3 separate regions of the Mus musculus genome follow, and regions 2 and 3 are each linked to region 1. The links are chromatin loops, found by intact Hi-C in ENCODE. Cell type or tissue: left cerebral cortex. All regions are shown on one strand. Links, peaks and the distances in the headings refer to the core of each region. The heading gives the core; the rest is flanking DNA.

What was found. A loop is a pair of places that touch in the nucleus more often than their neighbours do. Peaks named below come from ENCODE experiments on the same cell type or tissue, not always from the same donor. Only the 100,000 strongest peaks of a DNase experiment are listed, where the experiment ranks them.
Region 2: it touches region 1 in a loop (2.4-fold over the local background); 3 of 42 quality-filtered maps call a loop at or near these places.
Region 3: a loop joins it to region 1, with 2.3 times the contacts of the local background. A loop is called at or near these places in 3 of 42 quality-filtered maps.

The regions. Positions count from the first base shown.
Region 1 is chr5:144,540,666-144,551,314 of GRCm38, reverse strand. Nptx2 (neuronal pentraxin 2) reads right to left here and starts at 5,428. Exons shown (of 5, transcript NM_016789.3): 1 at 4,832-5,428; 2 at 2,980-3,196. The coding sequence starts at 5,251. In left cerebral cortex, for the core only: a CTCF peak has its summit at 5,385; DNase peaks (open chromatin) are centred at 5,057, 5,470, 7,130, 8,097 and 3 more places; H3K4me3 peaks cover 3,382 bases; H3K27ac peaks cover 2,926 bases.
Region 2 is chr5:144,462,531-144,473,179 of GRCm38, reverse strand. It overlaps Gm33714 (a long non-coding RNA gene), which reads left to right. Exons shown (of 5, transcript XR_868684.1): 3 at 5,578-5,741; 4 at 6,811-6,975; 5 at 7,182-7,266. Among named protein-coding and RNA genes, the nearest start is that of Gm33714, 12 kb to the left of the region's middle. In left cerebral cortex, for the core only: a CTCF peak has its summit at 5,975 (motif pointing left); DNase peaks (open chromatin) are centred at 5,958 and 7,626.
Region 3 is chr5:144,617,071-144,627,719 of GRCm38, reverse strand. No RefSeq gene overlaps it. Among named protein-coding and RNA genes, the nearest start is that of Gm52796, 50 kb to the left of the region's middle. In left cerebral cortex, for the core only: a CTCF peak has its summit at 5,865 (motif pointing right); a DNase peak (open chromatin) is centred at 4,111.

The sequences.
Region 1 (10,649 bases), core at 1,278-9,277:
TTGCCCCTCATTATGCTGAAGATACAGAGCCAGACAACACCCGCTCCAATTCTGTAGGTTGTACTGTTGTGTTGAGGCTTCAGAGAAACGACTTATCTAAGGGCACCCAGCTACTGATCCAACAGAACCAGAAGTCCCTCTCTCCACTACACACAGCCACTGGTGCTCAGTCTTCAAGTGGCAAATGGCCGAGCTCTTAATGAAGGCATCATTATCTAATAAGGAGAAATGGCTTCTATGCTCGCAGGTGGGCAGGCTTGCCAATTTAATAAGACTTGGGGTCGGTAATATCATTAGGTCGGTGACAACAGATAGGTTTAATTAGAGCAGGGAGAGCAGAGAGGCAGGGAGGGGCTCTAGCCTGACAACTGGTGCCCTTTATTTGAATAAAACAGCTTGGAGGTTCAGAGGAAACTTAGTTAGAACCAATTAAGGAATTAAAAGGCTTGACCAATAAATCAGAAGCTGCAGGTGGTAGACAAGCCTAAGGAGGGGGGTGGGCAGCCTGGGCCTTTGAAGGAGGAAGCTCTGGTTTCTCAGTGCCAAAGCCGACAATTTCAGCACCCAGCCAGCTGCACCTGGCCTACTGGCCCAGACTCTGAGGCCTTTACAAATGAACAGGTCTTACAGACAAGAGAAATGGGTACACTGGGGACATGGGTGCTGTGCAGAGTAAGCACACCCAGAGCTTCACACCCAGTTAGGGTTAAAAACCCATTTCTTCTCTGGGATCGCTACTAAACTTCTCAGATCTGCAGAGATTGAGAGCATCACTACCGCGTCATCTGTACCTGCCATGGATACCTGGTGTGGGGCTAATAGAAGACACCGAAGCTACAGCTAAGCGTCTGGCTCATATCTGATGTAGAGTGACGAACCCAAGGACAGGAACTCCCCAGAGCCTTCCTAACCGGCCACACGCTTGAGCCTCTATGGGGCTCAGTGAGATGCTTCTACGGAACCTGGTGGAGTTCCAATTCCTAGTGCACTTCGGGGGCTGAGCATCTGCATACCCTTCTACAGTGGACATAAAGCAGACTGAGCATAAACTCACAAGTGCCCAGAAACAAATGGCTTACCAGATGGTCATTTTCCTTTAAGACTCATTCCAGAACTGAGTGGGTGGAACACAAGGAAAAAGTCTAGCATTCCTGTGCTGGGGAGTCAAAGGGAAGTCTGGGCCTGGAGCCGGCTCAGCAATTAAGAATACCGTTGAGGAAGTAAGAATACCGTCTTACAGAGGACCCGGGCTCATTTCTGTGCACCCATAGGGCGCTCACGATCACTGCAACTCCAGGCCCAGGGGATCCAACATCTTTCTAGGCTCCGTGGGCACCGGGTGTAAATGTGGTGGCATACATATGCATACAGGCAAAATACCATATACATATACACTTGCTCGGGCGGGTGGGCGGGTGTGTGTGTACGTGAGATGCAGGAGCTCCGTGTTTCCTCTGAACCACTGGTGTAGAGGCTTGGCTCTTGTTAGCCCAGCAGCCTGTGGCCTGTTGAGCTGTGGGCTTTCAGTGAGAACTAAGGGGCAAGAATGTGGGTGTCAGAACCAGCATGGCTGGCCTGAGCCCTGCCTGTCCCTTCTGGCTTAGAACAGGTGGGGAAGCTACTAAGTACAGCATGCTTTTCCACTGGCCTGGAGTTCAAGGACAGATAATGGAGAGGCTCAGCTTTATGTCACTGTGACAAGTGTCTCAGGCTTCATAGCAAGTATCTATAAAGGAAACTTGCCTGCCTGGGAAATGAGCATTTTCTCATCTGTGAAATGGGTAGCATGTTCAGCATGCAGCCTGATACGATGTCCATTCTCCGGATTATACTGACTTGTCTCCTTGCTGGTAAGCCGAGCACTGTGCCAAGGGAGGCGCAAGGCCACCAAGTCCCCTCTGATTCTAGTCCCCGCTTTCAGTCACTCACTGCTATGCTTCCTCCCTGGCCCCTGCCTCCCAAGGATCCACCGTGATTGTGTGGGGGTGCTGGGGGCAGGATGCTGCTCTCCCTCTTGTCAAGCAAGAAAGAATCAGAGGCAGTTTCTCTGCCTGTGACGAAGCCTCTGAGACCCAGTGCATCGCCCGATGTCACCTAGCAGTAGAAGAAAGACAGAGAAGAAACTATTTTTGAAAACTCAAGAATCAATGTCAAGTCAGAAATGGCAGCACACACCTGTAATCCCAGCATTTGGAGGCTGAGGCAGGAGGATGGCAAATTGAAGGCCCGGTTAGGCTATATAGTAAGATGCTGTTTCAAGCACCTAAAAAACAAACAAACAAACAAAAACAAAACAAACCCCACAACAACAACAACAAAACAGAATCTAAGTCAAATAAGTAAGTCAAGGGAAATAACAGAAAACAGGAAAGTGTTTCGGGGAAACCGGGGACTGAATGAAATAATAGCCCATTAGCTCACGCCCTCTTTCACCTGACCCTTCTGTTCACGACCAGGGTCATGGGACAGTTTTCTATTGGATGGTCTCCTGTCAATCATGACATTGAACTTGGCTTTGTCATCTTAGTGAATCTGATTCTATACCCTCCACCACCAAACCTAAAACCCCACGGGTCACCCAGAGAGTTAGGGGGTTGAGACTACAAACTGAAGCCTTTAGGAGCCTTCATCTCCTCCTCTGTCTCTCACGAAAGATTCTGTCTGAATCTTACCTAACACAGCATGAGATGGCAAGATGAACAGAGGCAGAACTAGTTACATCCGGCAGGAGGTCAGAGGTCAGGCTGTTTATCCAAGCTGGTCTGGAGTGCCTTTGTTCCCCCCCCCCCCCAGGGTAATGCTGGTAGGGCTAGGAGCTAATCCCTGTGAGCACAGACATCTAAGGACACCTCCATGTTGTGCCACTACCACTGCTTCACTTATGTCCATAAATGGAAATCCTAGATCTGCCTGAAGTGGTAAAAAGGAGGCCACTCTCAGACAGAGCGCCGGGCGGGCGGGCGGGCGCACAGCACCTACCTCGCTCCAGCTCAGTCACCCTCTGCAGCAGGGCGTTCAGCGTGCTCTCTGTCTTCTGCCGGTGAGCCGAGGTCTCATTATGAAGCAGGGACTTCTCATCTTCCAGCTCCGCCACCTTGCGTAGCAACTGCCTCTCCAGCTCCCCGAGCCTCCGCTGGAGCACCTCTCGGAAGTCGCTCGGCAGCCCAGCGTTAGACACATTTGTGCGGAGCTGGAGCTTTGGAAGGGTGGGAGGGAGAGAGATTCAGGCCAGCTGAATAGAAACTGTGGCACGCAGCTCCAGTGACCCAACCACACAGCAAGGAGCTTCCAAAGCGGCTCAAAGAGAACATTTTACTGATGCCCCCCCGCCCCCCGCCGCCGCCGCCTTTTTGGTAGGGAAAGGCTTTCAAAGTCAGACAAAAATTACTTCCCTGCAATATTTGAAACTTGTGAATCTCACTTTCTCCTCTCGAAAAAGCTGCTTTTCTTCTCTTACCAAAAAGCCTAAAAATTTGGCCAACATCTACAATTCTATGTCATAAAAAGCCCAAAACACAGTTAAGATTTTTTTTTCAAACAGTTAATCAATGGTACTCAAAGCCAGCGAGCTTTCATCTAGAAATGAACACGGTCCCCAAGTTCCAAAATGGTACAAGGGCAAACGGGCTCTGCCATATTCCTGGAAAAGGTCAGGTATAATACGTTACTAAACCCCAGACAGCTCCGTTTTTAATGTATCCAAACCCTCACTTCCTATTTCTCTCACTCCTCTGCCATCACGCTGGCTCGGAGGCTGCCAGCCACCCTCAGCCATGAGCCCTTGGCAAGCGCCTGAATCCCTGTGTCCCAGTGTACCAGATTATAAACTGTAGAAAACTGGACCTGCCTCGAGCCATTCTCTATTACAAGGGTTAAAATTAAATACTCTGCCTGAGTCACACTTAGAACTCAAAAAGTGTGAGCTCTCAGTAATCATGACTCATGGACCCACAGATGCTGGGAATACTGTATATAGCAATCATGCCAAAAGCAACACTCCGATAATTTAGCAATAATTAACACCTGTAATTTAAACCTCATTTTTGCTAATAGGTATTTTTGATAAACGCTGTTAACAGAAATGTCCACACTTCTTAAACAAGGTGGGAAGTAAGATGAAAATTAATTGATGATTTCTCCCCCAAAGTTCCAAATTACCCACGGGAGAAGATAGCGAGATAAAGTCCGTTCCCCTAAAGTCATAGCTAAGGGCATCTTTAAAAAAAAAAAAAAAAAAAAGCTGACTCTGTGAAGAGGCGTCTTTGAGGTTAATAAGGGGCTTGCTTACATCCTGGGGTCGCTGGCTTTCCCCCTCCACTATCCTGCAGATCAGTCAAGACCAGTCCTCCCACACCCCGACGCAATTTGTCAAAGAAAACACCAGATGCCCAGGGGCAGCTGACCTCCGGTGGCAGTCTCAGCACTGGGTACAGCCAGCAGGAGCGTGTCCCGCTTCTGAAAGTGGAGGTTTGCAAAGAGGAAACAGGCTGCCGGGGTCACCGGGTTTTGCCCTCCAGGCTTGGCAGTCTGGGTTCTTTAGGTAAAAACCTCGGTAAGTTCACGGTGAGTCTAGTGGGTAAGTCCCCGCGCGCGACGGAATGGAGATGGGGGTGAGAATTTCACCTTTCCCATCGAACGTGGGGACAGAAGAGGACAAGGAGACGGGAGGCCATCACAGTAAGGTCCAGAGTAGGAGCGAGACTTGCACCCCCGAACTCAGCTCTCCCCGTGGATGGGGGCGCCCGGCCAGCCCACGTACCCATTTCTCCCGCATCCTCAGTCCCACGATCCCGGGGACCACCACCCGCTAGATGCCACCGCGCACAGGTACCTCGAGGCTCTCCAAGCGGTCCTTGAGGGTTTGCAAGGAGCGGCTAAGCTGCTCCACGACGTGGCCCGGGTCCCGCGGCAGGTCGCCCATGGTGTCCTTGCCTGTGCCGCGCGCCTTGCCGCCCGCCAGCCCCTCGCAGCGGGCCAGCTTGCCGGTGAGCTCTCGGATGGCTTCTCGCTGGGCGCCCAGCGTCTCCTTCTGCTGCACGACGGTCTCGCGCAGCTGCAGCACAGCGGCTCGCAGCTCCTCCTCGGGGCTCAGAGCGCCTCCCTGCATGGGCATCGCGGGCAGCGGGCAGCCGGCGCGCGCCGCTTCGGGGGGCAACGCGGTGCACACGAAGCGGCTGCCAGGTATCGGGCTGTCCTGGGCTCGTCCGGCGGCCACGGCGAGCGCCACGCCGACGGTCAGCAGCGCCAGCATCTCGCTGACCTGTGTGCTCACTTCAGCATGGGTCGCTGGTTTGCCGTCTGGGCGCCTTCGCGGCCGGCTACGTCTGTCCGAGCGCGGCACTCGAGGGAACCGCGTGCAGCACGGAAACGGCAGCACAAGCGCCGCCTGCCGTCGCAAAAACCCGCTCTCCGCTTTGCGCGGCGTTCTGGCCCGGGCTCTGCCCGCGCGCCCTTTCTTAAGCTTGGAGGGTGGGGCCACAGGCGCGTGGGGCTCGCGCCGCGCTCTCTGATTGGTCCGCCGGCGTTCGCGTCACGCGGAGGGCGGGGCGCGGGCGCATTGCTAAGCTGGCCCAGGCGGCTGGGTTCTGTCGTGGGTTGGGTTTCAGAGACGCGAGTGCAGGATCCCCAAGGCTCCTTAGGAAAGGAAACTGGGCTTCGGAAACGGTCAGAGAAAGCGTCGGCTGGCCCCGCACGGTCAAAGAAGCCCCGGGGACAACTTGCCGCCCACGATGAGAGGTGTTGGCGCGGCTTCCGGCTGAGAAATCCTGACCGAGATGACTCCACTTGCCTAGGAGGAATTCTCCCAGCGGGACTCGAACCCGGGTCTTCCACGCGAGCCACCTACGCGGCTCGCGTGGGCTTCCTTGTTCTGGCGCGGGAAGCACGACGGTCGATTGCAGAGGCGGACAGTCTGTAGGCGTACCCAAAATCCCAGGCCCAACCCCAGAGAACTCAAGGGGAAAAACGGAAGAAAACAAGAAAGAAAGAAAGAAAGAAAGAAAGAAAGAAAGAAACAGACCAGCAGGGACAGAAGTGGGTCCTGGATGCTGCAAGAAAGAAGGGGATGCCCACACAGAAGACCAGGAGGCAGTAGTCACGAGTTCACTCGAAGGTTCTTGTGCGGGGACAATATCCTTCTAGGCATGACCTTATTTATTTCGCATGACCTCGGTTTGATGAGAACATCCAGCCGGAATAAACATGATGGGGCCATGGCAAAGACTGGGGCCCCGTTCTTTTTAATGCGGGAATCCAACAAGTCCACTTTACACCTGGAGACTAGTATCATCAGATTCTTGGAGAAAGCCTAATATTAATACCCAGAAACCCCGCAAAAGATTGGGAGGGGGTATTTCAAAATCTTACCCATGGCTTACAAGTTCAGAACAGTTACACACTTAACAGACTCAGCTGGTTTACTGTGAATTAAAAATGAAAAAAAAAAAGTTCCCCCTTTTTAAAGAAATCCTGTTGCAAGGTCATTAATCACATTACCCATTCTACCAGAAACAAATGGATTTGTCACTTGTGCAAAGAAGCTGGGGTTGATTCTGAAAACAAATTGTATCAAAATAAATGAAATTATTATGATAATACAAAATAGACTGCAGTGATTAATCTCTGGGAACCAAATTCTGACCTGTTTTGCACTTCAAACAATAGCTTCTGTTATGTAAATAGTTGTGGGGGTTTTCAAGGACAGTGTTGCTAAATTATAAGGAAAGTTCTATTCATGAAAAATCTCTTCAAGGATTAAAAACTACAGACAGGATATTCAGTCTCCACAGGACCCAGAGCAGGACTCAGAAGCGAGGATGGCTCAGGTAAGAATATTCATCAATGGAAAAGGTAGGGTGTAGGCAGGGGGGTGAACACTGGGCTAATGGCTTTGTTGTCTAGACTCACCACAAAGAAGTTTCCCCTTGTTGAATTTGACCTTGAGTCTACCATTTCTTCCTAGACTTTCTTTCTTTGGCTACATGGAAACTCAAAAGCTCAAATAACACCCCCCACACACACACACACACACAAACTGCAATCACGAAGGCAACAAAATCTCAAAACACTTTCTAAAGTAGTACATTTTTAGAGGATGCTGTAAGGTACCAAATCCAGGCATGTTCAGAATTACCCAAATATAGACATGCTGCTTGAAGTTACCACTCACAGATTTAATGCTCTTTTACTCCCAGGCCAGGGCAGATCTTAATTGGGTGTGACAAATAGATTATCATTGTTTCTTTGTAGTTCTCCAGCCCTTTCATGACATGGACTAATAATTCATATTTGCAACTACTTGAAGCCAAGGCTTGTCCTTTTAATAATTAAACGTATTTCCAGAATTCTAATTTCCTCCTGACCAAAGAAGGTGATGTACAAGAAGACATAAAAATAGCATATATCCCCAAAATAATTGCTCTTAGACTTCCTACAAGAGTTCCCACTATGAGAAGGGATCAGCAGAGTTGCCAAATTCCAGATGGAAAGACCCAGGCATTGAGGATATGATTTTCTCTGGAGACAGTAAAATCAGAGGACTTATGCTATTTGCAGTTTTGTTTTCCTGGTACAATGGAAAAATCTGCTGGTTTAGGAATGAGGCCTTCTAGTCCCAATGCCAACTGTTACTAGCTAAGTGGTTTGGGGCAAGCCATTTTCTCCTCTTTGGACCTTGTAGGAAAGATAAGGCAATTAGCGTCAACTCTTTAATGGCCCTTCTGGCTTTATTCAAGAGCCTGGTAGTTCTGGGAGGAAGGACTCCCTCTTCCACGTGCCAAACATTACAAAACATTGGTTTTCTTCTGTGTGGGCAATGGATTTCCTGTAGCGAAGGCAGAGTAGAGAAGGTGAGGCTGGTTGTGTAAACAGCAGATAGACTTTCATACAAGGAGATGCTGTGGTCGTGGCTGTAACCTGTTCCTGGCAGCGTGGGCTCTCTGCCTTGATTTCTTCCTCACAGCACAGAAACCGTCCACCTGAAAGATCCTGCGTGCATGACTCACCCTACCCATGAGAAGGGCTGTGCGAGTGACAGAGCCCAGGGCCCACAGATTTTTCTGCTACTTGAGAAAGTCGTGCAGATCTGCAGCAGTGAATCACTGCCACCTAATCTCTTAGTGTAACCGGTGCAACAGCATAGTAACCACCCACTCATTCACTATGTCGGCTGGTCCCGGGGCAGCCCAGAGCCGGGTACAGACTTAACCCAAGCCCACGTGCTGGGAATCCTAATGAGCTGTTCTACCTCCATTTTATTGCCCCATCTGTTTGGCTCCCTGGTTCTTTCTCACATGCATTTTTATCTTGGTCTTCTGGGAAATGTGCTAATTTCCACCACGATGTCAGAAGAACCTATCTTATACAGTTTCCCCCTCCCCCTCTTCTGCATTTCCTCCCCTCTTAGCCACTTGGGAAGTCAAGAGTGGGGGCGTGTGCTCAATAGCACGGAATTCAAGGACAGCTTCCTGCAAACATGACTCAGGAACTATCCTCGGTGCTGAATTTCAGTCCGAGGGGAGTTCAGAATGGTGTGTGTGTGTGTGTGTGTGTGTGTGTGTGTGTGTGTGTGTGTTGCATGAGAGTGTGCACAAGGGATTCAGTGCTGGAGGCGCTAAAGGATCCCGATTAATCCCCTGTAATACATAAAATGCTAATACCCTTTTATGAGTGTGTTTTTCACGAGACCAAGCTGCCCAATAAAATGGAAAGGGAGTTTGGCGTCAGGCAGCACTTGTTTCAGTCCCAGTCTGATAACTCGAGAGTGTAGCTTAACCTCCCTGAGCCTTAGTTTTCTCATTTCTAAAATTAAAAGTAAATTTATGAGCAAGCCTTGTTGTTTCTGGGCTTGTGTGAGACACTGTTTCCAGACATGTTTAGCATAAAGCAGGTGCACAATAAATGCTAATGGACCTCTCCTCCCCTTCTCTCCACCAGAGCTAGGCCTGAATTATATAGGTCCTATTAAAAACAAAATTAAAATTTCCCTTTATTCTGTATACTATCCTTTAGAACTAAATACACTAAGAGTCTGGGGCAATACAAGCCAGCTTCCTTAGAGAGATGATGAGAGTTGAGAACTCCAGAAAAAATGTAGAAGTATCAGCAAGTAAAAGATCTCTCTCTCTCTCTCTCTCTCTCTCTTTCTCTGTGTGTGTGTGTGTACATAAGATAAATTATGGTGTTATAAAGATTTAATCATGTGAACTATTTTGCATTTATGCTAACTTGGTGTTTATGTGAAGGGACCCAACTAAAAGACTGGTTGTATTTAACATTCCGGCAAATGAATTTAAATTGCTATGGGATGTGAGAGAAGCTTGCCCCTTCTGATAAAGCAGGTTTTTCTTTCTTCAGTGCATCTGGCTTCTTCCTGAATGATGTATCTCTGGTTTAATTTTGGAGCAAGTGATAGGAAACATTGACTTTCAGAAAATGTTCCTGTGCACGGGTGTATTACAAGTGGGTAGAGAGCCATAGTTTGGGGAAACGGCTTGTTAATGTAACTCCATGATTTCACCAAACAAATGAAGGCTCAGTGGTACCTTCTGATTTCTAGCAATAGACGAGGTCACTACAAGCCAGGAATAACAGGTTAGCTTGGTGTCTAAAGGGAATGGACTCTGGACAGTGAGCTTACTGGGTATGATGTAACAGGCGGTAGAGCACTTGCCTAATATAAAACCCGGAGCTTCACCCCAAGCATACAAAAAAAGACCCCTTGAAGTTAGTTTGCTTTGAGGAAATCGAAGAGCATAGTCTCTCAATTTCTCTATATTTGGAAACACTAGGGATAATACTTCCTTTATATGCCTGTCTAAAAATTACAAAATTGGAACTGGGGAGATGGCTAGTGGGGGAGGGGATGGGAAGACTTCTGAATATGCCAATGTGGAGATCTGAGTTCAAATCCCTGAAACCCAATGTAGGGTGGGGACGGGAGACTCTCTAGAAGCTACCCTGGCATACACAGTCGGAACAGCCTTGAACAAGGTGGAAGGTATAGACCAACACCTGAGGTTCCCCTCTGACTCTCACACATATGCTGCACACACACACACACACACACACACACATACACACAGAGGAGATGGAAAATTGATCTAATTATGACAAAGATTGTAGCTCATTGTGCCCATATCAGTTAGGCACAGATAGCTTGTGTGAACATTTGAATTTTAAAGATTTATTTTTCATTTTATGCATATATGAGTATGCTTGAGCAATGTGTGTGCACCGTGTACGTGCCAGAGCCCAGGACAGAAGAGGGTATCAGATCCCCTTGACCTGGAGTCACAGACAGTTCTAAGCTGTCATGTGGGTGCTGGGAATCAAACCTGGGTCCTTTGCGAGAGCAATAATTGCTCTTAACCACTGAACCATCTCTCCTGCTTGGATGAACCTTTGAAAGCCCAAGCTGGAAGCAATTCTATAGAAATCCAAAGACTAGAAAACAGTTTTCAAAAGATTAAAAGGTGAGAAAGCTACTTAACAGCAGAGCCTTGGTCAGATGCAGGCCTTTGATCTTCAGTGAAAACGTCTTTTCCTTTTGCTGCTTCTTAACTTATTCACTGACCCCGAAAATGTTTGTCTTTTCTTCAAGAATGCCTTCGTTAAAAATGAATAAATTGTTATCAATTGCAATCACGATA
Region 2 (10,649 bases), core at 1,599-9,598, 78 kb after region 1:
CCAGACAGGAGTGAGAAGAATCACGACTGCTCTGCTCCAAGGGTTGAACACTCTGAGCAAGCAGACAAGAACCTCTGGGGTCTGTGTTACCGCTCACCCTTCGGGAGTGATGCTGAGGGGGACAGGACCAAACCCCGTGGCAGATGAGCTCCCAGACTCTTTGCTTTGCCCATGTGAATATGAACTCTTTCATTTCAGAGCTCACATACAATTCAGACCCGTCCCCCTGATGTTTGGCTTTGTTTTAAGGTAGTGCTGGGATTCACCACATAGGCTAAGCTGGCCAGCGAGCACAGCAGTCCTCCTGCCTCCATCTCCTGAGCAGGAACCCCAAGCCTGTACCACCATGTCTAGCTTCTTCACATGAGTTCCAGGAACTGAACTCTTGAGCTCATGATCCTCCTGTTTGTGCCTGCTGAGAGCTGGCATGCCAGGTGTGCACCATCTCCCCCTTTTCTTTCTTCCCTCTTTCTTTCTTTCTTCCTTTCTTTCTTTCTTTCTTTCTTTCTTTCTTTCTTTCTTTCTTTCTTTCTTCCTTCCTTCCTTTCTTTCTTTCTTTCTTTCTTTCTTTCTTTCTTTCTTTCTTTCTTTCTTTCTTTCTTTTTAATAGCACACCTTTGCAAGATGTCCATGTGGACCAAGTGAGTTCAGAGGAAATGGTTTCTACACAGTGAGGCTTGAGTCACCCAGGCATTGCAGGGCACAGATGCCCACAGTAGTCACTAAAACAGGCCCAATGGGCTGTGCTTCCTGTGGGATGCTGAGCTGAGCAACCTAACAGAGAACCAGTGTCTGGTGTACTTCTGGGATGAATGGGTCGTATCTCGATATTCACGTTAAGAAAATACTTGAATGGCACAGCTGGGTTCTAGCTGATTCTCTAGGTGTTGTCTTATTTTCCTTCTCCAATGTTTGGCTATAGTCTTCATTTTGTGAAGAATGGACCCATGACAACAGATAATAGATAGATAGATAGATAGATAGATAGATAGATAGATAGATAGATACATACATACATACATACATACACGGATGGATAGATGATAGATAGATAGATAGATAGATAGATAGATAGATAGATAGATAGATTCATGGATAGATACATAGACAGATAGATGAGAGATAGGTAGATAGACAGATGACAGATAATAGACAGACAAATAAATAGATAATAGAGATAGAGAGATAGATACATACATACATATATACATACATAGACAGATACATAGATACATAGACACATAGATAGATACACGGATGGATGGATAGATAGATAGATAGATAGATAGATAGACAGATTAATGAATAGATACATAGACAGATGGATGAGAGATAGGTAGATAAATAGATGATTGATAAATCGACGATAGCTAATAGAGAGAGAGATGACAGATAATAGACAGACAAATAGATAATAGAGATAGAGAGATAGATATAAATAGATACAGACAGACAAATAGAATTTTATTTACTTATGAGAGGGTTCATGCCACAGCACTGTGTGAATGTCAGAGAACAATTTGCAAGAGTCTACTCTCATTTTTCATCATGTGGGACCAGGAGATTGAATTCATGTCAGCAGGTTTGACAGCAAACACCTTTGCCTGCTAAGCCAACCTGCTCACCCATAGATGTTTGGGTTTTTGTTTGTTTGTTTGTTTGTTTTTAATCACAAATAACTTGATGTGTGTTTTCAACTTACATGTGCATCAATTCGCTTTGTTTTGTTTTGTCTTGGAATACCAAACACCTGGTACCTGGTGACAGCTGCTGTGCACAGTACCAGGAATGCAGGGGGAACCCATGCTGATGACCAGAGACGCAGGTGCTGTGGAAGTGAGTTGTAATGGACTCACACCTTCTTACCTTACAAGCTAGCACAGAGACTGAACTCAGTAGGTGCTCAATAAACCTTTAACTAACTGGCTGGAGATGTAGCTCAGTCAGTAGAGTGATTGGCTACCACACACGAAGCCCTGGATTGTATCTCTAGCGCTATATACACCTATAACCACAGCACTAGGGAGGGAGAGGAAAGGGGATTAGAAATTTAAGGTCATCTTTGGCTGCATAGTGAGTTTAAGACTAGCCTGAGCTACATGAAATTCTGTCTTCTTCTTCTTCTTCTTCTTCTTCTTCTTCTTCTTCTCCTCCTCCTCCTCCTCCTCCTCCTCCTCCTCCTTCTCCTTCTTCTCCTCCTCCTCCTCCTCCTTCTTCCTCTTCCTCTTCCTCTTCCTCTTCCTCCTCCTCCTCCTCCTCCTCCTCCTCCTCCTCCTCTTCTTCTTCTTCTTCTTCTTCTTCTTCTTCTTCTTCTTCTTCTTCTTCTTCTTCTTCTTCTTCTTCTTCCTCTTCTTCTTCTTCATCCTTGATGCAAATGGATGGACAAATGTGTTTGACAGAAGAAAAGAACACAAGTCTCTAAATGCAGCCTGGATGTGAAGAGAATCGGAGCTCCAGAGATCAGAAAGTTTTATTAAATTTTAGAGCAATCCTGCAGGCTGCCTGGACAGGGCAACATGGGACCCAAGTCTGGAAGATGGAACAAAGCTGTAAAGAGCACCCAAAGGGCTGGGCATGGCAGTCTCTGCCTGTTATTCTAGCACTTGGGAGGCTGGGACAGTGGGGCAGGGCAGGGGGAGTTCAATGCAAGCCTGGGTTACATGCTAAGACCTTGCTGCAGAAACTACAAAGTGACATCATGATTTCATGTAATTATAAAATGGGAAGATGGCTCAGCGGGGGAAGGGTTTGCTGTGTTGGGTCCCCAGGACCCAGGTAAAAAGCTGGATGTAGTAAGAGGCAGAGACAGGAGACTAGAGGCTCCCTGTGGGGAGTTCCAGTTCCAGGGAGAGACTGTCTCAAAGCAAACCAGAGGGAGAGTGATAGACATTCTTTCTCCCTCGATGAGACGGCTGTGGAGACTTTGAGAGCCCAGTCCTCCTTAAGCTGAAACCCTTTAATACAATTCCTCACATTGTGGTAACAGCCCCAACCATAAATTTATTTTTGTTGCTACCTCATAACTGTAATTTTACTACTGTTATGGATTGTAATGTAAATCTACCTGTTTTCCACTCCTGTGAAAAAGTTGTTTGACAACTGCACAGGGGTCACGACCCACAGGTTGAGAACCCCTGAAGTAACTGCTCTCCAATATGAAAGAGACCTCCCTTCCATTCAATACATGGCTCTCACCCAGCAACCAGCCTTCTAGCTCCAGCATCACTGTGTTTTGACAGCTGCTAGGGCATTCCCAGCAGCATCAAAACAAACTTGTTTGTCTCATCTAAGACGAGAAAAATATATGTATTATTTTTCTTTAAGATCCCTGTTCCCCTGACAGCTTGTCTTTGCTCTCAAAATTTGCAATGAAATGTTCTGATGAGCATGGATTTCATCCATGTTCTGCCCAAATCCTCTCATCTCATGAGCTCCTAAGCCCCTGGCTTAACCACCAATCTCCAAATATGTATGTGGCACTGCCATAACAAAGGCCCACAGTGGTGCTGGGGAAAGGAGCAGGTGACTCCTTTCTTTGCAGGCATGAGTGTTATTTTAACCTCAGCAGGAGCAGAGGGAGCAGAGGGGGAGGATTTCTGGGGCTCAGCATCTTGACTGTGTTGATTGAAGTGGAAAGCTCTGCCCACAGTGGGTGGCACCATTCCCTAGACAAGGGATTACATAGAATAGAGAAAATGAGCTAAGGTATGCATGCTTGGATGCCTTCATCCTTCTCTGCTCTTGGCTGTGGATGAGACGTGACTAGATGCTGGATTATAACTTGAAACTGTGAACACCCCAGAAAAGTCCTTTCTCTCCTACATTGCTTTTGTTGAGGTATTTTATCACAGACATGGGAGGAGAAACTAAGACACATAAGAAGTCAGGGATGATGACTCCCTTGTAATATTAGTTGTGGTGGTTTGAATATGCTTGGCCCAGGGAGTGGCACTATTTGGAGGTGTGGCCTTGTTGGAGGAAGTGTGTCACTGTAGGTCTGGGCTTTAAGACCCTCATCCTCGCTGCCTGAAAGTCAGTTCTCTCAAAGTAGCCTTCAGATGAAGATGTAGAACTCTCAGCTCCTCCTGCACCATGCCTGCCTGAATGCTGCCATGTTCCTGCCTTGATGATAATGGACTGAACCTCTGAACCTGTAGCCAGTCTGAATTACATGTTGTCCTTATAAGAGTTTCCTTGGTCATGGTGTCTCTTCACAACACTAAAACCCTAACTAAGATACTAGTGCTGGAGGCTGTGGAGGCAGAGACAAGAGGACCTCGGAGCTCACTGGCCAGCCAGCCAAATCAAATCAATGAGTTCCAGGTACCAGACAGAATCATGTTTCAAACAACATGGTGGGTGGTGCCTGCATCGTCCTCCGGCCTCCTCTGATCCCATCTGTACCACAGCTCTATGTCCTGGCCCTGACCCTCCAGGAGGGGCACTGTGGTTTGGGCAAGTGAGGCTAGATGCTCAAAGTTGCTCACTAGCAGGACACAAAGCAAACACTAACCCAGGACTGGTTTTACCCAAACCTGGAGTATCCACTCTGGGATGGGGGTGGAGGCACTGAGAACTTCATCTCTAACCCTTCGCTGTCCTTGTTCCCAGAGACTCAACGGCAAAGTCCCTGAAATCCCACGGATCCGAGGGCAGTCTCGGGGACAGAGCTCATATTTTACCCGGAATGACAGGGCCCTGTCTCTGTGGGAGAATTTAATCTCAAAGCAGGATGCCCTTGTGGAAGACGCCATCCAGTCCAGGCAACTGCAACCCAATAAGCCTCTGACTGAATTAGACTCAAAGAGCTGTGGTGCTGATGTGAGGCTTGGGGAGTGGCTGGCTGATGGTTGAGCAGAGTAAGCCAGAGAGACGAAAGACAAAACAGAAAAATAATATAGCTGAATATGGCCAATTTCTGTGAAAGGTCTGGAATGAGAGAGAGTTGATTCATTCCAGTGTAGGACTATTTTTAACCCTTCAGAACCGGTTAAAAATCTTTACCAAGGGCGGGGGAGACAATTTCCTCTGTAAAGTGCTTAGCCACGCAAGCATGAGGGTCTACGTTTGTATCTCAAGGGCTTACATGGAAAGCCGAGCCTGGCAGTGCACACCTCTAACCCCTGCACAGAGGGGACCGAGACCCAGGGATTCCTGGAGCTCACTGGCCTGCCAACTTCAGCCTAATCGATGACCTCCAGGCTCAGTGAGAGACCCTGCCTCAAAATTAAGAAGCAGAATGATGAGAAAGATACCAGACAATGATCTCTGTCTTCCACACTCATCTGAACATATAGATTCACACACTTCCCTATACCTATATATTCACAAACACATGCACATGAAGATTAAACATACTTATTCATCATTTATCAAATATAATTACTTACTTATCAAATACATTTATCTATTTATTAATAAGTCAACACATCTTATTTATCTACATATATATTTATTATGTAAAAATGATGTAATACAAATATAATTTATTAATAAATATAAGTGTATTTGCTTAATAATAAATATATTCTATAAATATAACATAACATATATACAATAGATATAATCTTCATCTAGAACTGGAAGTGTTGGCACAGACCCGTAATCCCAGCAATACGTGTCAGAAGCAGGAAGACCACTCAGTTCAAAGCCAGCCTGGGCGACACAGCAAGTAAAATCCGTCCTCAGAAAACTTCACAAGTATCTGTATAAAGCAACCATGGACAAGCCTGGGCTACCCAGTAAGTAAAACTCTTCCTCAGAAAACCTCACAAATATCCGTATAAAGCAACCACAGACATTTTGATCCCCTGTCAAAAGAAAGAATGTACTGAGCTCATTTTAGCTAGGATGGGTTTGGAAGCTTGGCTAGGGCTGGAGGAAGCTGGAGAAAGGAGTGGATGAAGGGTAAGGGGGTGGAAGAAATCAGAGCTGACCCTCCAGATGCCTCAGCTCCACTCACAACTTTCGTGATACTGCCCCCTGCTGACCATGGGGAGTAAACGCTCCCCAGGATGAAGCCAGAGCCCAGGGCTTCCTTTAGCTGCCCCCACCCCCACCCCACTCCCAAAGTCGTAAGACAGGAAGGCCGGGACAGTATTCATAACCACACACGGTTTCACTTCAATGCCAACTTTAGATCCTGTAATAATGGCAGCCAGTCCCAAGTGGCCGGTTCTATCTCCTTCTTTCTTCTCGCCTAGGAAAGAAACCTAGAGGCCTTGAACAGGGGCTCCACCAATGAGCCACACCCACAACTTTCCTCTTGCAAGTCCTGCGGATGAGCCCCAGGTCCTCAGGCATGCTAGCAAAAGACGTGCAACCCTGAGTCTTTCCTTTTGGAACCCCAGAATGCCCAAGGTCCCAGGTCCGAGGTCCGCCAGAAGATCCTAAGAGCTAGGGCCGGAAGCTGGAGAAACCATTAACCAGGGGACTAGAGTGATCCTCAGATAAAAGTGTTAGAGCCGATTAGGACCTAGGCAACCACACACACACACACACACACACACACACACACACACGCACACACTTACTTAATACTGTCACCCTCAAACACTCGCACCTGCTCACGTGCTCAAGAATACACACCCAAATGATGCGTTCAGATCTCCGTTTCATTCGCACACGTGTAATAGTTGCAACACACTTCACACCCATCATACCTGTGCACACACTCCCATGAATGTCTACACATGGGACCAATGGCCCATCCTCAGGATGGGAGCAGACGGAGCCTGAATAAGTCACTTTTCTGTTGCTGCAACACAAAGGACTTAGGAGAGAAAGAAAGGGTTGGGCTTTGACTTTCAGCTCCAGAAGGGATGCCATCCATGGTGGTGGGGAAGCCCAGCAGCAGGACCATGAGGCGGCTGCTCACATCAAATCTACAGTCAGGAAGCAGAGAGAGGCGAATGCTGGGGCTCAGCCCATTTCTCCATTTGATTCGATCTAAGGACGGTGCCACCCACGGCTAAGGTAACTCTTCCCACTTCCATTAATCTAATCTAGAATCTCCCTCACAAACTTGCCCAGAGATTTGTCTCTGGGGGAAATCGAGACCCTGACAGGCTGGCAACATTAGTTATCAGACCATTATCCACAAATGGGCCTGGGAGGTCTGGGAGGCAATGACCTGAGATATGGACCAGTCTGATTTTTAACTTGTCATCCTCCTGCCCCAGGTCTGCACTGCTGAGATGAGAGGAATGCACCAGCCAGGAGGTGGTGGCGCACGCCTTTAATCCCAGCACTTGGGAGGCAGAGGCAGGCGGATTTCTGAGTTCCAGGCCAGCCTGGTCTACAAAGTGAGTTCCAGGACAGCCAGGGCTACACAAAGAAACCCTGTCTCGAAAAACCAAAAAGAAAAAATAAAAGAGAGAGGTGCGCACTGCCTGAGCTGGTCTGTGCTTGAAAATTCCCCTCCCCTTAGCCGCTGTTTTAGCTGGATCATCGTTTAGTTTGTCACTTCCAATTTTGTCCCTGGCTACACTTTGTCCTTTTTTTAGTTCGATTAAAATCCTAATTAAAATTCTTTGAGAGGAAATAATAATAAAAATAGACCCGTGCCAGCGACGCTTCCGTCTGCAGGGTTGTGTTGATGAATTATCCAAGGATCCAGCGTGGAGAGGCCCTGACTCCAGAGCTCAGGAGGCGGTGGCAGCCGGCCTGCAGCCAGCTGGACTCCTATTGGCTGTCCATCACAAGTGCCACTCAGCTCCTGGGTAATAGATTCTATCTACAGAGACAGACATAGGCCCAAGTGTATGAGGTCAGCATTCGGGAAACCTGGAGGCAGAAGGATCAGGAGTTCAAAGTCATCACTGGTTAAGATCGGGGCTTTGGGGCTGGAGAGATGGCTCAGTGGTTAAGAGCACCGACTGCTCTTCCGAAGGTCCTGAGTTCAAATCCCAGCAACCACATGGTGGCTCACAACCATCCGTAATGAGATCTGACGCTCTCTTCTGGTGCATCTGATATAGTGTACTTTGATATAATAATAAATAAATCTTTTTTTAAAAAATCAGGGCTTTGACCCTGTCGCACTCTCTCTCGCTCTCTCTCACTCTCTCTCTCTCTCTCATACACACACACACACACACACACACACACATACACAGAGTCTCAAATACGCTGGGCAAGCACTCTATCACAATGCTACAACTCAAAGCCTGAGTATGAGTCTAACCACCCGGTCTGTGCCCAACAATCTATTCTAGAAAATGGGATAACAGAAGCTAGGGCAATGGCTTGATTGCTTAAGAGCTTGGTACACATGGACAGCCATGAACTCGAGTTCAGATTCCAGGCACCATGTAAACCTGGGCACCCTAATGTCATCCCATTGCTAGAAAGCAGAGACAGGCAGATCCCTGGAGCCCAGTGGCCACTTGCCCTAGTCAATCAATGAGCCCCAGTCTTAGTGAGAGACCCTGACTCAAAAAAAAAAAGGTAGAGAATGACTGAGAAAGACAAGAGACATCCAGCACCCACCCCTGGATTCCACATACGTGTGCCTGCAATATACATGTACACACACCCACACAAACACGTACATTCAACACACACATGTACATACAAGAGAAAAAGATAACAATCCAGCTATAATGAAAATATTATAATATTATAATGAAAATATTCTACAGGGAGATACTTACATCTTCCCTTCAGTTATTAGATTATGGGAACAATGATCCCCAAGGAATCAGAACTTCCCAGGAGTCTCACAACGGGGAAGGAAAGAGCGAAGCCTTGGGCCAGTCAGACAATAAACTTGTCTCCTCAGAAGAGATTTCACACAGCTCTAACATTCTGTGCAAGCACCTTGCCAGGGAGACTGGAGCTGAGTCAGTGATGGGTCAGCCATGAGCAGGGACTCATCTTGACCAGGAATGTTGTGTCCGGCCAGCAGACCACAACCTGGGTTCTAGCCTGGAAAGGAATTTTGGAAACCTGGAAGAGAAGAGGGGCTAGGTGGCGAGAGAAAGAAATATAGCCAAGACAGTTATTCTGATCAAAGCTCAAATTTTATTGTTGCAACACTCAGTTATGAAGATGAAGAAAGGGGGAGGGGACCCGATTCCCGCCGAATAATTTCTGGTCCAGTAGAAAGGTGAAAGGTGCACGTGTGTGGCTCCGCAGGTTCCAGCAGTGGGTGTGGCAGAACGAATGAGCAGGAAGCTCCACCCCTGAGCAAGCAGGTTTCAGGCTGGGGGAGGGGAGACTACACAGGAAGACCTGCCCTGGTGTGTGTGTGTGTGTGTGTGTGTGTGTGTGTGTGTGTGTGCATATATATGTGCCCATGTGTGTACATGCATGTAGAGACCAGAGCACACATTCTGCAGGTGCTATCCATCCTGTATTTTTTAGAGACAGGGTACCTCATTATCCTGGAGGTTGCCAAGTAAGTGAGGTTCTCCCACCAATGACTCCCTGCCTCCTGGGTCCTGCCACTGAGAATACAAGCACCAGCATGTCACCCAGCTCTGTCATAAGGTTGTTGGCTTCTGTGGTGGTTTGAATAAAAATGGTCCTCACAGGCCCATAGGGAGTGGCACTATTAGGAAGTGTGGCCTTGTTGGAGTAGCTGTGGCTTTGTTGGAGGAAGTGTATCTATCATTAGAGTATGGGCTTTGAGGTCTACAGAAGCTCAAACCAGTCTACTTCCTGTTGTCTGTGGATCCTGATGTAGAACTCTCAGCTCCTTCTCCAGCACCATGTCTACCTAAACCTCTGAAACTGTAAGCCAGCCCCAATTAAATGTTGTCCTTTATAAGTGCTGCCATGGTCATGGTGTCTCTTCAGAGCAATGAAAACCATACCTGAGACAGGATCAGAACTCAGATCCTTTGCAAGGACTTTACAGGCTGAGTCTCCCCCACTCCCACTCCCACCCCCAACCCCACCCCATCCCCAACATCTCTGCTTCTCACCGTATGTATCTCTTTAATCACTGTGTTGAAGATGGTAACAGAACCTGGCTTGTTGGGGCTGCCAGGGCCCAAGCTGTAACCTTTGGGACCCTTTAGAACTTTCACTGAACTTCAACAGATCTGGTCCTATAAATGGCCAGAATGGTAGAAACCCATTTTCTCAGAGAAACAGAGAGAGCACCTTTTCTGAAGTAGGAGAGACACGGTGGATTTGTTCCACAGCCAACTCCTCCTCGCCATTTTAGAGATGACTCAATACTCCCCAAATTGCTCCAGGTTGAGCAATTGTTTGAAACCTGGGAGGAGAATAAAGATGGACAGAGCTGTCCGGAACAACTATAAAGGGAGCCCTGAGAGGCCCAGGCTGCCCATCATCAGATGATCATGCCTAGGTTCTACAGACTGTCTGCTCTGGGCCAGCCCTGGCTGCCAAGATCCAGCTTCCTCCTTTGGCATCTGGAGACTTGTTAAAACGGCGGATGTGATTTTTCTGGTCAAAAAAGTAGAGCAAGGAAATAGAATGTACCCAGGCTGAGGAGATGGCTCGGTTGGCAAAGTACTTCCTGTGGAAGCATATAGAGTTCACCTCCAGAATCCATTAAAAACCCTGGTATGCCCTGGGGGGTTGGAGGTTTGGGGGTGGTGATCCCAGCCCTGGGAAGGTACAGACAGGAAGCTCCTTGTGGCTAACTGACCAGCCAGCCTAGCCTACTTTGTCAA
Region 3 (10,649 bases), core at 914-8,913, 77 kb before region 1:
GAACACCCACATGCACACACACAGGAAAATGGTACACTGTCCAGTGGGGAGGGTTGAAAATTCGACCCAGATTGACTTACCCTGCTGCTACCAGAGTCTGCATCTTTGTATTCCTGGATCCTTCTCAGGAACCAGGACCAGGGCCATTCACACCACAGAGGTGGCAGGTATTTCAAGGACAGACCCCACCCCTTTGCACCTGGTTGGTGAATCAGTCAATTGGTCCACAATGGGAATCAGGTTCTGTTTCTCCGTCTCTTATCTGTCTCCTTGTCTTTCTCTTGATGGTATTCTGATGCTTGCCCTGCAAACATGGGTTCCCCGCTGCATGGATTTGGAAGCTGGGTTTTTTGAGTTGCTCATTTAGAAAAGAGTGAAGCCTTCTTTGGGATGCAGGTTGTGATTATTAAAGCATAGCCAAGGGAACGGAGCCAATAGCCGGCACTTGTGAGAAAGCAGGAACTGAGCGATTCGTTCGGAGCCTGGCATATCCTAGCTTTCCCTAACCTCACCCGTCTGTTCCTGCTGTAAGATTACATGTCTACTCTGGCGGGGGTCTATTTGTCATCCGAATAATTCTTGGCTCTGCCAAAATAATAATGTGACCACACACACACACACACACACACACACACACACACACGCACACACACACGCACACCAGAGCGCCACATAAGTTCTGGCAAGGAAAAGCAAAGAAATGTCTGCCCTCCAAGTCTCCCCCTGACCTAAGTAGGCCAGCACTCATCAAGGAGTACATAGACTTTGTTTCGGTAATGAAACAGAACCATAGGGTTGAGGGTATCGTTCAGCTGGCAGAGCCTTGCATAGCATGAATAGAGCCTTGGGTCCCCATCCTCAGACTGGAATGAGACAGCCAAGGAGACGAGCTTTCAGGCACTCCTGTGCAGGAAGATCTAGGTTAGTTTGGACTTTGGGCACACTTGTGTTAATTGATGTGGGAAGATCTGCCCACTGTGGGCGGCACCATTCCCTAGACTGGGGATCTTGTACTGTATACAAAGGAGAGGGGGAATGGAGCACTAGTGTGTGTTCTGTGCCTCGGCCTCCTGAATGATGGGGTTACAGGTTTGTGCCACTGTAACCAACTATCAACCACTGTTATTTTATCTTTTATCTAAAAAATAAAAAGGGGTTGGGGAGATGGCTTGGCCAGAAAAGAGCTTTCTGGGTGAGCATGAGGGTCAGAGTTTGACTCGCGGCACCATGCAGCAGTGGTGTGCCTGAAATCTCAGCACTGGGCAACAGAGACAGATGAGCTCCTGAAGCCCACTGGACAGCCTGCCTAGCTGCCTAGCCTGCCTCGCTGGATTTGAGAACTCCAGGTTCAGTGAGAAGACCCTGTCTCAAACAATACGATGGGGAGGGACTGAGGAAGACACCCAGTGTTTACCTCTGGCCTCTGTACACACATGCATGGGCACCCCTCCACAGGTGCCCATGCGTGCACACACATGCGTATACAGCATAGAAATAGGAAGTGGTGTGGTTCTGAACTCTCAGTGCAGCAGCCGTGATCCTCAGCGGTGCTCACAAGAACATAATAGGAAAGAAAAGACAAGCCCATTCATCTCACAGAGAGATGCAACTGTAAGAAAAATTTTATGCTCAATAATTATTTACAAAAATGTATAATGAGTAAGCTTTGATAAATTGGATACCCATAAATGTGCTGTTAGCTCAAGCCAGAAAAAAAAAAAAAGGTTTAATTCTAGAGCTTTATAGTCGCAGGTAATTAAAAAATGTAATTTTAACTTATATACTTTTTTTTTGTTGAGAGAATTATGAGGGGGTGATTAATAAAATATTACCAAGCATAAAAATATATTGCATTAGAAGGCCATTCTGTAGGGGAAATGGGATGGAAATATGAGTTTGAGGGGAGAAAAGAAAATTAAAAAATTTTTGGACTATTAAAAAAAAGAGCCGGTCTGTACCTCTAAGTAAAGGATGATGGACACTGAATTGCTCGTGTGTAGGTTTGACTGACTGCATTTGGAAGAGTGATATGACAGCTTCATTTTTTTCTAAGCGACAATATTTACAATAGATCAGTATTATCATCCTTTGCAATTATTTAGACTTAGGAAAAACTCTGGGTGCCAATTAAAACTGAGAGGATATTAAGTATTCAAATTCTCTGTGGTGGGGAGTTAGAGTGTTATCAATAGAGTGGGCTTGGTGATGCTCAGGAAGCTGGGGGCAGGGCAGGACTGCAAGGTAAGGTTTACCTGGAAACAGCACCTTCCAGGCTACTCAGCAATTTAGGAGAATCTGTATCCAAATCAAAAGTAAAAAGAAGGCTGGGGGCGTGGCTCAGTGGTAGAGCCTCTGTCTAGAATCCCCCAGTGAGGGGTTGGGGGTGTGACTCAGTGGTAGAGCTCCTGCCTAGAATCCCCCAGTGAGAGGCTGGGATGTGGCTCAGTGGTAGAGCCTCTGTCTAGAATCCTCCAGTGAGGGGCCTGGGTGTGACTCAGTAGTAGACCTCCTGCCTAGAATCCCCCAGTGAGAGGCTGGGGTGTGGCTCAGTGGTAGAGCCCCTGTCTAGAATCCCCCAGTGAGGGGCTGGGGGTGTGGCTCAGTGGTAGAGCCCCTGCCTAGAATCCCCCAGTGAGGGGCTGGGGTGTGGCTCAGTGGGAGAGCCCCTGCCTAGAATCCCCCAATGAGGGGCTGGGGTGTGGCTCAGTGGTAGAGCCCCTGCCTAGAATCCCCCAGTGAGGGGCTGGGGTGTGGCTCAGTGGGAGAGCCCCTGCCTAGAATCCCCCAGTGAGGAGCTGGGGTGTGGTTGCTTAGCTAAACTGGGCCTACTCAGTACTGAAGAAATTGGGAAGCACCATTTTCCAAGAGCCTCTAGATGCTGCCTTTTAGTGGAGTCTTTTGTTTTCTATATGGTAGAACAATAAGAAACTTCTTAGAACAGGATCGTTTTGCCTAAGCTATATGTTTTTGTACAAGTATCCAAATGTTTCCATAATGCAGAACGAGGTGTAGTGGGCCGAGTCTTCCGATTCCAATCCACCCAGAACACAGAAGGCAGTTCGGAATTTTGAAACCCTGAGAAACAGCTGTTCCTATCTTTAATGAATTCTCTTTGCTATGCGACAGAGATCATGCCTCGGTAATTACAACAGCCATCCAAGTATTTCATTGAAATCCTTAAGTATGGTTTCCATTCTGAAGGAGAGGGGACTGCACAGAGGATTTCTTGGGGCATGTTCTGACTAATTTCCCACTTCCACAGGAAATGCAGATCTCACCTCAGAACGATTCCGTGGTGCGAGAAAGATGGTTAGGCGAGATTGCTGTGGAATTATGGGAGGGCCCTCTTTCCAGTGCCAGAGGGCCAGCTAGAGCCCCCACACACCCAGATATAAGTATTTTGTTGTTGTTGTTGTGGTTGTGGTTCCCTTCCTCCCTCCCCTCATTCTCCCTCCTTCCGTTCCCCTCTTGCTTGCTTGCTTTCTTAAAGCAGGTTCTCCTGGGCCAGGCCCTCATACTCACTATGTGAGTGAGGTCCAGATGACCTTGAACTCTGCCTCCGTTCTCCAAGTGCTGAGACTGCACATATACAACCACATCTGGTTTTATGCCATGCTTGGGAGGAAACCTAGGTCTACATATGTGTGTTTAGGCAAGCCTGCTCCCAACTGAGCCGTATCTTCAGTCCGCAAATACTTTACTTTGTACCCTAGAAAACACTCATCATTTAAACATTAGTTCTCACCCAAATTGTTTCAGCAATTTTCAAGTGGCATCTGGAATATTCTATTACAAGGGAATTAGCCTTTTCCTTTAATCTCCAATACTTAATATAAGTGAGATAGTTCTGTTTCAATTTATTAGGAACTGGCTAAATGATGCTCTGAGCCATCAAGACAGATAATCACGGAACTATGTGAAAATTAGTCTTTTTTCACTTAAAATATTGTCTGGCATGATGCTTCAAAAATACATTTGAGAAAGAAGCCCCAATGTATGAAGGTTTATGATTCCTTCTGTAACTGTGATAACAGTTAGCTAAACAAAGAGCCGCTTACATTGGCTGGCTGACGCGTCAGGCGTGCGAAACCACTTCCAGAAAACGTGGGAGGCTCTAGCGGCAGCATATTGCTAAAAATTCCCCCATCGTGGTTGATTCCCAAGTGTGTGGTCGGTAAGTGGCAGATTAGATGTATGACTTTTGTTTTGAAAGGAAGTCAACTTTTGTTGATTATGAGCTCTGAGATGTGGCTTCCTGTCTTGCAACCCGTTTATGCAGCAGGAGCAGAACTCATGGATCAATTCTACAGCTAATGAGCAACAGATTTAAACAGCCAAGGGGCTGGGGGCCTGGCTAAGTGCCTGCTTAGAGAAATTTCCCCAGACCCAGGGAGTACAGAGGGGATAGAGCCCAGTGGAACAGTTCTAGAATCACTCAGCACACAGCAAGGGGCTCAAAGAGTGGCTCAGCGGTAGAATGCTTGCCTAGAATGTGAGAGGTCCTGAGTTCCATGTTAAGCACCATCAGAGCTTGGGGCATGCCAGCCATTCTAGCACCTCAGCAGGTGGAGGTAACAGGGATAGGAGTTCAAGGTCACCCTTGGCTACACAGAGTTCAAGGCCAAGTTCAGCCTGGAATACATGAGGCCTGTTTCAAAACAACACCAGAAGCAGGAAAAGTGTGTGTGTCTGTGTGTGTGTCGGGGGAGGGGTGGGATTAGGGGAGAGACAAAAGAAGGTAAAGGGGTTGTCAGGATGGCTTAGCTGATAAAAATGCTTGTGCAGCATGTGAGCCTGAAGACATAAATCCAGTCCTATGCAAGTGGTGGAAGGAGGGATTTGACTCTGACCTCCACATGTGAGCTGTGGCATGTGGGGCATGAGTGCGCATGTGTGCACGCACCCGTGTGTGTGTGTGTGTGTGTGTGTGTTCTCTCTCTCTCTCTCTCTCTCTCTTTCTCTCTCTCTCTCTCTCTCTCTCTCTCACACACACACACACACACACACATCTAAAAAGAAAGGGAAGGGACAGGGGAGAGACACCATAGAGAGGGGAGCAATGTTGTACTGAATCTAAAGATATTTTGGTTTTTGAGATAACCTCTCACCAGGTAGACCAGACTAGCTTCGATATCTTGCAATCCTCCTGCCTCAACCTCCTCAGTTCTGCATTTACAGGCATGTCTCACCAACTCCCCAGTTCATCCCTGTACTTTTGACAATTAACTTGTTGGGGCCGGTACAATTCCCCCCAGGACTGTAAGGTCCCCACCTCACATCTTTGCCTTGTTTGGGACAAGAACTCCTGAAAGCGCTCTGGGCTTGTCAGACTTAAAAGGGAAGAAATTAAAATATCAAGGCGGCAGAAATGAGTATTTAAAGCACGAAGTATACCCAAACATCAGTCTGAGGCTTCGAATCGAGTCTGACTTTCTTGAAACTGATGTTAAGAGCTCGAGCGCTCTCCTTTCATGAAGGGGCTGTTTAAATATTGCATGCTGGGGCCCCTCTCCTTAGGAAACACAGCCCGCCGCATCTCATCTCGTGCCTCCATCAAAGGCTGATGGCTTCATCACAGATTCAGAGGGTGCGTGTTGCGGGCCTCCTGGGGGACAGCTAGAGGAATTAACATTTTTATCACGCAACTGGTGAAAATGTAGGATTAAAAATAAGGCAGGCACGATGGAGGCAGAACATGCGGCTAGAGCAGGCAAGCAGGGAATCCAGGCTGTGGCTGGAGCCAGGATGGGCTTCCGGGAGGAAGTGGAGGACTGGTCCCACTTAATAACCATCGTTAATATACGATGATGGTGTCTGTTGCAGGCACAGTGTAGAATGTCCCCCACTGGCTGATGTGTTTTAACATTTAGTCTCCAGTTGGTGGCGCTGTTATGGGTTGAGGCAGAAATAGGTCCCTGGGAGTGACTTTTCGGGGCAGGGGTTTCCAAGACAGGGTTTCTCTATGTAGTGGCTCTGACTGTCCAGAATTCCCACTGCCTCTGCTTTCCCAGGGTTAGGATTCAAGGCTTGTGTCTGTTTATTTTTAACTGCATGTCTGTGTGTCTGCATCTGTGTCTCTGCATGGATATATGCAATGGGTATAAGACGCCTGTGGACCCCAGGAGCTGAAGTTACACGTAGTTGTGAGCCACCCAATGTGGGTGCTAGGAATGGAGTTCTAGCTGTCTGCAAAAGTCAGGCGACTCTCCACAAGTGAGCCATCTCTCCAACCCTAGGCTTTGAGCTTTCAAGACCTTGGCCCTGTTTTCTATCAGCTCCTGGCTTTCTGATCAGTCCACCTGTTAGCAATCAGCTTCCGGGTCCTGAAGCCACAGTGGATTGTTTCCGCACAGACTGTGAGCCAACAAAACCCCTCTTCCCTTAAGTTGCTTCTTGTCAGCTATTGGGACAGCCCTTCTATGAGGGTATGCTGTTTATTGTAGAGCATCAGAGAATGCCAATAACACTGTGTTTGTGTTTGTGTGTGTGTGTGTGTGCGTGCATGCACGCGCATGTAGAGGGAGATGTGACAGGGAAGATGTCTAATAAGATGGGTCAGTGACAAACCTGAAGTGAAAACATCTAGTTCTTTGGAAAGTTGGTTATGTCAAATGATGCTTTGCTGTGGCACACAGCTGAAAGGATGTCTTGCTAAAGCAGACATGTGGAAGACTGTTTTCCTGAAGCAGACACAGGTGGAAGGATATTTGGATATAGCAGACACGTGAAAGGAGCCAGGATAAAGGAGGATAAATGTGACCTCACAGAGAGTGGGGAATGAGCACTGAGCTTTGGTTTGATTTGCTCTGCCTCACTAATGCTCACTAAAGACACGCATGTATTGGTTTGCCTTACATAGCGTTTTTGAGCTCAACTTGTGATGATGCCACCTTTAAGAGGAACTTGCCCAAGAACTAATTGCTCACGATGGTCCTGTGGCAGCCTGCTACTTCCATGGCCTTGCCTCAGGCTGGTTGGCGAGCCTGGTGTTTTCTTCAGGATTGAACTACGGTTGCCTGGTGTCTGCCTGCCAAAAGGACTGGGCTGTGGCTGCTGAATTGTATTTGGTGTTTGCTATAGGACTGAACTATTGCTGGACAGGTCCACTCCCCCCATATCCTAATAACTTTTCTCTTTCACTACCAATGCTGGGGAGTGGGCTAGAGGAAAGGTTGGACCCTTATTAAAAATAGGTTGCAAAAGATTTATGACTATACAAACCAGTCTCTACTGTGGACAATGGGGGTTTCCCTCCTATTGGGCAGCTAGAACAGTCCTTAGAACACTTAAAGCATTCAGTTACCTCAGCCAGGCATGACCAAGCCCTGTGTCTGTGAGCAAGCAAGGCATTTTAGGGCTTAGTTTGGTTTCTTGGCTTGTTTTTTTTGTTTTTGTTTTGTTTTGTTTTGTTTTTGCCATTTTGAGACAATGGATCTCAGGCTGGTCTTGAACTCACTATGTAGTGGTCCTAGTTTTTGTTGCTGTGATTAAACATCCACCAAAATCAAGAGGAAAGGGTTCATTTCATCTTACAGCTTGCAGACCGTGAGTGAGGGAAGCTGAGGCAGAAACTGAAGCAGCCACGGTGGAGGAAGGCTGCACACCAGCTTGCTTCTCATGATTCATTTTGCTACCTTCCTAAATCAACCCAGCCCAGGGGTGACACCGCCCAGAGTGGGCTGAGCTGCTGAGGGACAGCACCACCCACAGTGGGCTGAGCCCTCCTATATCAACCATAAACAAGGAAAAGTCCCAAGGACGGGCCACTCTGATGGGGGTGATTCCTCACCTGAGCGTCCTTCTTCCCAGGTGTCTCTATATTTTATCATTCCACCACCACCTTGACACCAAGGACTCTGGTGTCCACTTTTACATAGTCCTGGGGGATTGAACCCAGGGCTTCGTGCATGGGAAGCAAACACTTTACTAACAGAGCTACATATCCAGCAGAGGGTTACTTTCTTCCTTTCACGCCTACCCTGCAGAAGAACATCACCCCCTGCATGCCCCAGCTGTCAAGGAAGATCCAGATAAAAGGCCAGCAAGGCGGCTCAGTGGTTAGGGGTACTTGCTCTCAAGCCTGATAGCTGACCTCTGTCCCCTGTCTGTGCACCTTGGCACACATGCTTGCAAATGTGAATGTACATGAACAATAATAAATACATGCATCCATCCTTCCTTTCCTTCTTCCTTCCTTCCTTCCTTCCTTCCTTCCTTCCTTCCTTCCTTCCTTCTTCCCTCCCCTCCCCTCCTCTTCCCTTCCCTTCCCTCTCCTTCCTCCCTCCCTCCCTTCCTCCCTTCCTCCCTTCCTTCCTTCCTTCCCTTCCCTTCCCTTCCCTTCCCTTCCTTCCCTTCCTTCCTTCTCCCCTCCCCTCCCCTCCCCTCTCCCTCTCCTCCCCTCCCCTCCCCTCTCCCTCTCCTCCCCTCCCCTCTCCCTCTCCTCCCCTCCCCGCCCCTCCCCTTCCTCCCTCCCTCCCTCCCTCCCTCCCTCCCTCCCTTCCTTCCTTCCTTCCTTCCTTCCTTCCTTCCTTCCTTCCTTCTAGACAGAGCTCACTGTGTAGCCTCGGTAAGCCTCTCTAGATCAGGCTTGAGCTCACAAGAGATCCGCCTATCTCTGCCTCTGGATTTCTGGTATTAAAAGTGTGTACCACATCTGACTAATAAGTGTTATTTTTTAAAAACAAAAACAAAACCGCCTGAAACTAGCTGGGTGTTGGTGGCACAAGCCCACCCCAGTGCTCCAGAGGCAGAGGTAGAGGCAGACATATCTTTGTGAATTTGAGTCCAGCCTGTGAGTTCCCAGCCATCTAGGGCCACAGAGAGAGATTTCTGTCTCAAAAGCCTGAGAGATGCAGATGGTGCTAGGCAGAGGCATAGTGACAGCCTTGCACCAATGGCGGGCACTCGGTGAGCGCCCAGGGTGGACCAAAGGTTGGACTCAGCTCTTTGCCTGTGCTGCTCAGGACACCTGAGGGCACCCAACCTGGGAGCGACATGTGGGAATACTGAGGGTCTTAACCAGGAGGGAGAGTGAGATCATGAAGCCCTTGCGATAACATGAAAGGATTGCCAGGTGAAGGCTCCTCCCTCTATCCTCCATCACCATCCTCTGCCACTCCCCTTCATCCTGAGCCTCTCCTTTAGATAACCTGAGAAGTCTCTGACAGATTTTAAGCCCTAAATGGGGAGACTGGACACTCTCTTTGAGAAAGGACAGACACAGACTTTAGACTTGAGAAGGCTAGGGGCAGAAAAGGCTGGACCAGTCCAAATGACAATCATCGAATGAATGGATAAACACAGAGCAGGGTATTTACAAGTATGAGCACAAAAAAGAGATGGGGAGGGGGAGGGGGAGGGGGGGAGGGGGGAGGGGGAGGGGGACGGGGAGAGGGACAGGGAGAGGGAGAGGGAGAGGGAGAGGGAGAGGGAGAGGGAGAGGGAGAGGGAGAGGGAGAGGGAGAGGGAGAGGGAGAGGGAGAGGGAGAGGGAGAGGGAGAGGGAGAGGGAGAGTGTTAGCTCAAGACATGGTGTTCTGGTGTACTGACCAAAAGCACTTGAGATCAGCTGGTGCCACGTAAAGACTTTCTTCAAAGTTTCCTAAATTACTAAACGCTACATTTGCCAAAGAAGACCACACTGCAGTCAGGCTTCTGACTGAACATTCCTAACCAAGGAGGAGTAGTCTTGTGTCACAGACGAAGCAGAAACAAAACACCACATCTTGCATCTGGAGAGCTTTGTCCCAGATGGCACATGCATGTATGTGTCTGTGTTTGTGTGTGCTTATGTTTTTCTGCTGTGCTGGGGATCAAAGCTAGGCAAGTGCCGCTGAGCCACACTACCAAAGCCCATCCTTGGGGAATTTTGGGTAGACACTCTGGTTGAATTATGCCCCTCACTCCTCACTGGCAGAGTCTAAGTGGTATTTTCCCACTGTGATGGCTATGCTTGGTTGTCAACCTGACTATATCTGGGATTGACTAAAACCCGAGCACCTGGGTACACCTGTGAGGGGAAATTTCTTAATGAAAACAATTTGAAACCCTTTATCTGGATCTCTAGAGGTGAGAAGATCTACCTTTAATCTGGACCATACCTTCTATGGGTAGCCTAGGTAAAGGACGTGGAAGAAGGAAGCTTGCTCACTCTTTGTCTGCCTGTTCTTGCACTGACAAGCCTGTTCCTTCCCTGGCATTAGAACCTACTCCTTCAAGATCCCAGAATATACTGAAGACCAGCTGAGATACCCAGCCTGGTGGATTGAACAACTACTGGATTCTTGAACCGTCTATTGGTAGACAGCCATTTTTGGGCTAGTTGGACCACAGACTATAAGCCACTCTGATGAAGTGTGTGTGCGCGCGCGTGTGTGTGTGTGTGTGTGTGTGTGTGTATGTGTGTGTGGTGGAGAGCTCACCTAGCAACCCAGGGAAGCCTTGGATTCTGTCCTCAGCACCACAGAGAGTGAGTGTGGTGAAAGCATCTGACCCAGGGACTGGAGGTGGAGGCAGGAGGATCAGCAGTGTAAGATGGTCCTTGGTAATATAAGAATTTTCAGACTGGGCTGAAGAGAGAAAGGACATGTGTATGTTTGTATATGTGTGTATGTATGTGTGTTGTGTGTGTATGTGTGTTTGTGTGTGTAT